Linked DNA regions of Mus musculus: region 1 is linked to region 2. The links are chromatin loops, found by intact Hi-C in ENCODE. Cell type or tissue: heart. All regions are shown on one strand. Links, peaks and the distances in the headings refer to the core of each region. The heading gives the core; the rest is flanking DNA.

Region 1 (4,884 bases), core at 1,427-3,926, 87 kb after region 2:
TCCCCCTTCTCTTCTTTGCTGTCTTTTTCTTTCCAATCTTGGTTAGGACCTAAGCATGTTTTCTCTGGTGCTTTGGCGCTCTCTCATGTTCTCTGAAGCCACAGCTGCCTGCTGCCTTGTGGACACTTCATGACCTCTGTTGCTGACCATGCCAACCCAGCTCGAGAGCTTTTTTCCTCTCTTTAACATCCTTCCTCCATAGCCGCTAGGAATTACTGTTTACCTATGCTGTTGTTTTCTCTCAAACTCTCTTAAAATTGTCTCCAAGCTTCTTAGTGAGTCCATTTCAAGCTCTTTTTTTATTGACAAGACTAAGAACTAAAAGAAGGAACCCCAATTTTCTGGTAACACCAGGAGGCTCAATAAACACTATTTTAAAGATTATTTTTACGTCCAAGACCTGTCCTTATCCTTGCTATTCTATCTTGCCATGTGAAAATGGTCTATTTGGTTTATTTAATTTGTTCTATGTGTAGGAGCGTTTTTGATAGGTGATAAACATGGTGAACTTCTGAGAGTTCTTTCTCACCATCCTGATCTGAGACAAAAGCCTAGCAGCTAAAAAAAAAGGTGTGTGTGTGTGTGTGTGTGCTGGTTCAATCAGACTGTGTTTGCACAACAGTCGTAGGCTAGTCAACTGTACTGTCTTTCTTCAAGCTAACCAACCCTAAGCGAGAGGACAAAGAGCCTTCAGAGACTTAAAAAGCCCAGTCTTCTAGAAGAGACTGGGTTTTCAGGTTCCCGAGACCCCTTTCCAAAAATCGAGGGGTCTTTTTCTCTGTGCGTCTGCTCTGTGTGTGTGTCTCCTCACCCCGCAACCCCCCCACACCCCCATATATGCCTTTCTTCAACTACTGATCCTACATGCTGTGTTTGAGATTTATCTGTGGCTACCTGTCCAGCTGGAAAATTTCCCCACCTTTTAATTCTCTAACGAGAAGAGAAGATGAATCCCATCTAGACCCCTGGAGACAACACTGTGTCAATGTGGTTGCTGGGAAGGAAATCTCGGACTTTGTACCTTTGCAAGAGCAGCGAGTGCTCTTAATTCCGAGCCTCCTCTCCAGTCCGAGCGTTCCAATTTTTCAAACCCGCAGTTTGAAAGAAAACGAGGAAGAGGCGCCAGAGTGCAGATTGAAACCCGTGGCTGGTGGTGTTTACTGCTTGAAGGGACCAGAAGTTCATGGCAGCCTGGCTGGCCTGAGAAAAACCTGTTCTGCTTAGGGAAAAACCCAGCGGCAGCAAAACAAGAATTCTGGCCAGAACTCTGAGGTGTGTACCACCCCCATCCCGCCTTCCTCCTCAAGGTGGGCTTGCCCCGAATTGGCAATGCAGCACCCTGTCTGTCTCCCAACAGCGATTTTTTTTTTTGAAGTGCAAGCTCCCCGAGAGTCAGCTCTGCCGTGCAGACTTTTCTAGACACCAGCGCAAGCTGGGCCACGTGCAAGAGAGAGAAGGAGGGCAAAAGGAAGACAGCTCAGCCGGCTGGCCTTGGCCCTTGAAGAAAACAAGCCGCGGCAGGGGAAGAAACATAGTGTTCCCTACAATCTGATCAACTGTGCAAACCTCTGGCTTGCATACCGGGGGACGCCAAGGCCCAGAGGCGAAGCTGATTAGACCAGGCAGGAAAGAGGAATTGGAGATTGTTCCGGGGCAGATGAGAAACAGGTTATGAGGAAGGGAGTATTGCGTGTGTGCGTGTGTGTGTGTGTGTGTGTGTGTGTGTGTGTGTGTGTGTGTGTGTGTGTGTGTGCTCGCGTGCCCGTACATATGCTCAGTTTGAGCCTGTGTGGGGGTGAGGAGGATGCTGCCCCCAGGAGGAGACAAATGCATAACACTGTTTGTGCACTGAGATCCCAGCTCCTAGGGTGGCCTCTGGCAACTGCTGAGGCCTCACAGCGAGAAATCTGGAACAACAAAGGCTGAAGGACAGAAAGGTCTCTGGCCAGAGGGGCTGCTGGCTTTCCAAGGCCAAGAACTTTACTTCAGAGGGACAGGGGACAACCAACTAAGGGGCTGTGAGGTGAACAGAGTTTGGAAAGAAGGAAGCCAAGGAGGCCGCGGATGTGCTGTGTGCAAGGCGCAGTGTGAGGCTCATACACACGGGGGTCACACTACGAAATTGCACTCAATCATAAAATGGGAAGCAAACAGCTCTTTTCCTTCCCCCAGGTCAGTGACACCTTGCGTTGCATAATACCACACCAGCCCCATTTGTTTATAAAGTTAACTAGAAGCCAGCCGGGGAATTTAGTCATTGTGAGACAGTATAGAACATGCATTTTAGTTTAGAACTCAGAGGATGATGTTCAGGAATGTGAAGACTGTAGTAGTCCTCAAGTCTTTGCCACTACCCCTGGAATGTCCTGCTGGGCACCTGTCATACCAGCGGACACCTTTTTCCGCTGCCTCTACTCTATCGCCACCTGCTGGCTCTGACTGCATAACAACATAGCTTGCTCCACTCAACTTGCCTGTTTGCCTCTCCACATTTCTTCAGTCTATTTTTTTTAAAGGCAAGACTTTAATTTATTCATGAACAAAACCCAACAAAAGCTAAATACTTCTAAATTTATAATATATCCCCCATTTGAAAGGCCACACTTGCTGCAGTTGTTTGAGCCCATTATTTGAAATATACAGGAACACTATATTTAAAAAAAAAAACTCACAATCTAAAAATGATGATTAAATAACAAGAAAATATTTTAAATAAGTCAATATTATTGAACATATGTTTATAGAAGAGAGTCAGTTTTATATGTAGATACCCACCTAGGATTTTTGAATTTTATTTTATTTGTATAGCGACAGGGTCTCGCAGCTTTTCCCTGGCTGGGCTGGCACAAGTCGCGCTGCTTCTTCGTCTTGCCAAGCACCCTCAGCATTGTTTTCAGACAGATCTGGCTCTCTGTTTCTTGTATAGCCTCTTCTCCGTTGAATCTTTCCCCTACAATTTTCTTTCTTGTTTAAATTATGAAATTCCATTGATCTTTGTTGTTGCTTCCTGTGGGTTTTTGTTTGCTTGTTTATTTATGTGTGCAGGCATGCACGTGCAACAGTGTGTTCGGGGGTAAAATGCCAAGTCTCTGGGGTTGGCTTTCTTCTTTCCCCCGGTGGGGTCCGGGACTTGAGCTCTGTCTCTGGGCTTGCCTGTAAGGCCTTTACCCGCGGCGGAGCTGTCTCAAGAGTCCTTTCTACCGCTTTAGAGGATCTACCTTCCTTCCTCCACATATTTAGAACATGTTGCAGAAAGTTTGGTTTGGTCCTGTGTGAGAGACACAATGTGGACTACTCAGTCTGTGCTTCCCGACAACACCCAGTCAGTGCCTGTATCCAAGGGCTGAGTCTGGGCGCACCAGTGCAGTCCAATTGTGCAGCAAGGGCCTTTCATGCCCGAGAGCCCTCACTGAGGACGTTAGATGAGTTTTCTGCTTTTGACAAGGATAGTGTGACTCAAAGTCCAGTTCTCATCCACAGAACCTGACCAATCACAGTGGGAGAGTCAGCCTGGGGCCAGTTGGTGTTGATGGTGAGCTTGAGAGAGAAGAGTTTTCTCAAAGTGGCAAGGGTGAGTGTTCATTGCAAGACAGAAGGTGAGAGCCAGAGTGTAAGGGTCACGCCAAGTAGATAAAGAGGTCGGATAAGGAGTAGAGAGAGACACCACAGCTCATTGCTTAAAGGTTTTCAATCTCTTCCTACTGTTTCCAGGTAGATTTGTTAACTTCGTTCCCATTGACCCATGCATTTGAATATGTAGACCCCTGTTGGTGGCACTGTTTTGGGCATTTGTGGAAATGTTCGGGACATGGGGCCTAGCTGGACGACAGAGCCCTTCAAAGGCAGATTGTACCTGGTCCAGTATCACTGAGATGTTAGCTTTGAGACAAGCTTTCCAAGGCCAAAGAGCCGTTCACTGCTATACCTTCCTGACCAGGGTAGACTGTGTCCTTCAAGCCATGAGCCAACCGAGATCCTTGCTCTTCTCCTTCTCTCAGATATTCTGTCATAGCAATAAAGAACTAACACAGAATTGACTTCAGAACCCAGACTTGGGAAGTACACAATGGAGGCAGACTCAGCAAGCGTCAGTCATGGTTTGGATTCTAAGCACAAAACATGGCACTTGAGACAGAGATCTCGTAAGATATTCACTGACACGAAAGGCAGCTATAAACTCAGTATACTCAAGGTGGATTTTCTTCTTCCTAGGATAATTAAATAAGGTGTCAGTTTGGATGAGGAAACCACCAGGTCCATATTATGTGAGCAAGCACCCAGTGTCCTATTTTGTACAATCATCTGGAGGGCCAGGTTAGTTTTCAGATGTACAGTCTGTCTGTTTAACTCAAAACCTGGCTAGGAATGAAAAGTCACTGAAGCATGGAGGGGGTGGGGAGAATTGGCAAGCTAACCACAGAAGTGCTTGAATTCTGGCCTTGGGGAAGAACGTTTCTCATCCAAGCAGCCCAGGAACAGAGCCTTCCTTGGCCAGCCTCCACCTCCTGGCAAAAGACCAATTCCCATGATGAAATAAGACACAAAGCATGCTGTCTGACTTTAAGACTTCAGCTCAGTATGGAATCTATACTGATCTATACTACAGATAGAGGTAACCTTGATAAATAACAGAGCAAAGTTTTTTTTTTTCAAAAAGACAAAAAAAAATGCTGATACTTCCTAAATCTCAGCAAAACCAACTGTACGAGATAGCAATGGACCAGGAGATGAGGTAGCAAACAGGTTCCTTTACAGGCCTGGGAGTTGAGGTTGTCTTAGAAGACATGAGATACATATCAGAGAAAATGACCATATTCAGCAAGAGCAGGGGAGTTAGCCCGGGAGGGAGATCAATCATGGGTGCTGAGCACCCACAGTTTCCCA
Region 2 (4,884 bases), core at 1,448-3,947:
TGCCTATCAGGTATCAGAAGGAAACGAGAACAAAGCTGTATTGTTAGAAAGCCCGAGGGCTGACCCAAACTCAGCAGAACTCAGAAAGCTATTTTGGAAAATAGTTCCTATACAACTGTCTGTGGCTATTCAACATGATTCTTAGTCAGCCTGGACTGGAAGAGGAAAACTACGGATCACTCAGGCGAGGGGCCTTCATATTGTTTTGTGGTTTGTTCCATTGAGAAGACAAGGGGCAAGGGCAAACAGAGGAGTAAGGGTAGTGGGCTGGGCCATGATTCAGAGGAACCTGTAGTTCTGCTTTTTCTTTTCTTTCTCTAGTTGCAGATGCCGTTAAAGTGAAAGACTGATTCTAGGTAAGCACATGGGTTGCTATTAAAGAATTCCTGCCTGCCTGACTAACTGCTTACTTGATTAACTGGAGGCTCAATCAATGTTGGAATTCTCAAGAGGGTGAATCTAGGATCTTTATTAAATGTGATTAAACATGAAGGCTAAGAGTTGGTTATCAGTAACTCCTGCTCCTTTTGAATGCTCTAAAGTAGATCAGATGCATCAGTAGAAGCCACGGAGGTTAATATGACTGTTGGAGCGAAAGTTTGAATCAGGATTCTGTGGTTGGATTTTTCATGTGGCTAATAAATCAATTCATTCCTTTAAGTATGTAGGGGAAAGACCATTTGGAGGAATCCTGGAAACAAGTGCAAAGATAGAAGTGCATATGGGAAAATAGACCTGCTACTCTTGAGTGGTTCACCTCATGTGGATGGCAGTGACCTCTGGGAGTCCGTTCATTTACCCATCCATTCAGTCCACTCACATTATGGAGCCCTGTGATATGCCAAGGAATCAAATAAAGAAGCTCGCTGCTTCTGTGAACTTTCAGCCTGGCGGAGGAGGCAGACCAGCAGGACACGGATGCTTATGTAATGGTACTATAAGGTCAAGGAAGGAGAAGCACAAGGTGCTATGAAAACAAATAGCGAGAGTGGTCAGGGGTTAGAAAAATTTCCATGAAGGAAAGCTGAACCCCCTGAGGGATTAGCCAAATGCAAGGGGTGGGAGCCTAGGGACACCCAAGCAGGAAGCAGCAGCATGAGTGAAGGGAGGAACAGTCAAGGAAATCTCAACGAAATGAAGTAAGCTCCGCGTAAGAGTGAGCAAAGGTAAATGCAGAGGAAAGAAAACAAAATCAAACCAATGACAGGGTAAAAATCCTGCTACTGAAAGCTACTCGTTGAGGCCAAGAGTATGCAGGGCTCTCTACTTCCCATAATGGCTTTGGCTCCAGACACACTGAAAGTCATGGGCTTTTTAAGGAAGCCAGGAGCCAGAGTCTTCTACCCACATCCACAGGCTGATAGCCTGGTGCAGAAGGATGCTGTCTATCTGTCTATCTATCTATCTATCTATCTATCTATCTATCTATCTATCTATCGTGAAACAAGGACCTGCGTAGCAGAGGCTGTTCTTAAACTCATGCCTTCCCATCTGAGCCTTCCAAGTCCTGAGAGTACAGGTGTATTCCACCAGGTTCAGTCAGTGAGTTCTTCCTAATATTAATGCAATTGTCCAATGGGGGAGCACCAATGCTGGAAGAAGAGATAAAACCAGAATGGCTGAGTACTTGTGATGGAACAGGCAATGTCAAGACATGTTATCTTTCCTATCTTATTTAATATTCCAGTGCACCTGTATTGCATTATATTCTCGAGAACTGAGCGTCTGGGAAGGAGAGTAATCTGCACCCCCTCCCCCAAAGGAAGGTGGAGACAAGCCTAGGGTGACTTCTGTACCAGGGGGATTCAGCACTGTGGTTTACCTTGTCGGCGGGATACACAGCTCATCAGATTCGGACTCTTACTTTCTAGAGAAGACAGTGGCTCACAGGGGCTCAGGGCCTCTTATGAATGAGGAGCTCGCATGGAAGGTAGGACTGGTTCAACGTTGCTATTCTACGAATACCTCTACATGTTGCTGTTTAAAAATAAATAAATAAAACCCAGTAATACCCACTTAGTTTGTAAATTATGCGAGTGCCCAAAGGTTACATGAGTTCATCCACATTCCTCATGTTCCTTGAGTTCCACCCCCTACTCCTTTTTAGATGAAAAACTCAGAGGTGAAATAGACAGTGAGAAGGTGGCTATGGTGATACACGCATGCCTTTAGTCCTAGCACTGGGGAGGCAGAGGTAGGTGGACCTCTGAGATCTAGGCTAGCCTGGTTTACAGGGCTAGGTCTAAAACAGCCAGGGCTACATAGAGAAACTCTGTTTTGAAAAACAAATAAAGAAAGAAAAAAGAAGAGAAAGGAAAAAGAAAGAAATATGTAGCGAGAATGTTCTATTATAACACAATAAAACAAACTCTCTAAATGACACATTTTCTAAGGAAGCAATCACACTTTAATGTGTTTTTAAATTTGGAGTTCTGTATTTTGAGGGCTCTCAAGGGAGTGCACACTTGTATGTAGCAGTTTACTTACTCCTTTTAATATGTCCTTCTACATTCTTATAATCAAGCACAAAGTGCAGTTATTTAATTCTCTAGTAAAATGTCATCTGCAGGGTAATATCCATATTTCGAACTAATGGAAAAATACTGTGCAATGGGGAGATGAAGATAGTACCCGTGGCTCCGTCAAAGGGTGACTCTGACATTTGCTGTTACCCATTGCTTCAAATTAGGTCTGACTGTAAGTATGTGACTTCCATCTTCTGGCCTCAGATTTAGCATCTGGGAGAGTTGTCCTGTGGGGCCACCTATAGCTTTGAAGTTCAGAGAGACAGTAGACCTTGGAGGCATATTCCTAAGCAACCCACCCCTTCTTTACTAGGCTCCAGCTGTCATCTCACCTGCTGGCTCCCTTAATTTTAGTCTCTAGCCCTTCCCTACTGGAACTTGAAATACTAAAGGGAACGGTTAAGAAGTTTAATTCCTGGACCGGAGCGCCCCCTAGGCACACCGAGCTAAACTGTGACGCGCTTCATCTGACTCAGGATTCTGGGAAGTTGATGTCCAGGGTCAGCATCGGATCCTTGAACTTCCCGGTTTGTATTGTGAGGCAAGCACCCTGGGACTTTCCTGACTTGGGCAGGGAGGGTGCAGGGAAGGAGACGGGGAAGAAGGAAGTGGCAAACACTGTCCAAGCAGGCACCGAAAAGGCTATGCAGGGGTTGCTCCTTCAACAGACACGTGGGGCTAGAGTGGGGGCGGGAGTGGTAGATATACCAGAGACTCAGGAGATGCAATTCAGCAGGCAATATTCAGCAGCCGCGGTGAGTGCACAGGGACAGAAGAACCATCACTTAATAAAAAGCACTGTTAGAGCCGGCCAGTGTGGCACTCACCTTTAAACCCAGCATTTGAGAGGCAGAGACCGGAGAATCTCTGAGTTCGAGGCCACCCTGGTCTACAACCGGAAGTTCACAGAGAAACTCTGTCTTGAAAAAAAACAAAACAAAACAACAGCAAAAACCTGTTAGAACAGAACAACCCATTTCAAGTCAACTATTTATGTTCCTGTTACTGCTCTCTTGTTACAGTGAATCTTATATGTTCATTTTAAACAAGGATTCTTCAAGTTTATAACTTTTTTGCTGCATTTTGATTTTCTTTCCTCTTTTTTTTTTAAATACTTATCTCCTATATACATAGCTAACATAACCAAAGCTTTGTGTCAAGTAGTATGTTACATTTCGTCTCTGTATGTGTACATTGTGGTGATCTAGTGTATAAGACCTGTGTGCAGTGTTTATCTGTGTGTCTCTGTGGGATATGTATATGACGCATCCAACATATATGCATTATATGTTTCTATCTATGTTTGATATTTTTGAATGTTTATATGATTGTGTGTGTCGTATCTATGCTCTATATTTGTGTATCTGTTTCTGTGTGGAGTGAGTGTATATGTAGTGTGTTTATTTGGGGTGAATATATTTCTGTTTCTACAAGTATTAACATGGTCTGTGTATGTGTGTCCAAGTATGTGTGTGAATTTGTGTATGAACAAATGTGTGTGTGTGTGTGTGTGTCTGTGTCTGTGTGTGTGTGTGTCTGTGTCTGTGTGTACTATGTTCATGTTTGCTGACTCTAGCATCTCAGGTCCAAATTCAGACCTTAGTTACTGTTCTGGAAAGTGAGACTTCCCAGGCACAGCATCTGAGACTGGCTAGCATCTAAGAGTTGGACAAGGCACTTTGCATGGTAGACGTTTGAGAACCTGCACAGTCACTGTGTGTGCTGGGGGCAGTGACATGCCGCAGCTTCTGCCGAGGCCAGCGTCCGTGCTTATCAGCAGTCAGCACCCTCAAGAGCCATTATCACAGGCCACAGAGCGCTTGACTTCACATGCTATGTGTTTCTTTCTCCTCTAAGATACATTTTCATTCTCACCTAAAGACAAAAGGTCTCTTGGGTGGATCCATGGGTCCTTTTTCCTTGTTAGGCCAGTCGACATCAACAACGTCAGCCTTTTTGTCGGGGCAGGAAGTGGTGGCGCAGATCCAAATCAGCAAGGTGGCCTTTCCCCTAGTTTCTAGCCACAGTTCCGACTTGTGTACACAGCTCTGCCTCACCCTGCACAGTGAGCATGCCCCGCTGTGTGGCTCAGTCAGCCTCCTGCCTCCTGACCTGGCTCTTACACAGAAGATGAGACAGTCGTTAGGCCAAAGCATTCAAGGTTTAGTTTAATCCCATAAGTGAATTCCTCTAGTAGCCATCAAGAGGTGTGGCCATACCCTAGGGGAGGAGGGAAGGCTGAGAGCTTGGCTCAGGGTAAGCTAGAACTCACACCCATCCAGGTTCACTCCTTACTCTGTGACTGGGATACACAGGATCTTTGGGCTCTGCTTCCTCAGTTGTTCCTGACTTACTTAGT

The links. Hi-C counts contacts between places; a loop is a spot of excess contacts. Peaks named below come from ENCODE experiments on the same cell type or tissue, not always from the same donor. Only the 100,000 strongest peaks of a DNase experiment are listed, where the experiment ranks them.
Region 1: a loop joins it to region 2, with 6 times the contacts of the local background. A loop is called at or near these places in 14 of 42 quality-filtered maps.

What each region holds. Positions count from the first base shown.
Region 1 is chr1:154,116,419-154,121,302 of GRCm38, forward strand. It overlaps LOC108167736 (a long non-coding RNA gene), which reads right to left and starts at 1,435. Exons shown (of 4, transcript NR_168298.1): 1 at 1,022-1,435. In heart, for the core only: CTCF peaks have their summits at 1,836 (motif pointing left) and 2,430 (motif pointing left); DNase peaks (open chromatin) are centred at 1,523, 1,843 and 2,403; H3K4me3 peaks cover 599 bases; H3K27ac peaks cover 275 bases.
Region 2 is chr1:154,029,768-154,034,651 of GRCm38, forward strand. The region is part of intron 3 of LOC108167736 (a long non-coding RNA gene); the gene reads right to left. Among named protein-coding and RNA genes, the nearest start is that of Gm46165, 31 kb to the right of the region's middle. In heart, for the core only: a CTCF peak has its summit at 2,960; a DNase peak (open chromatin) is centred at 3,044; H3K4me3 peaks cover 403 bases; H3K27ac peaks cover 809 bases.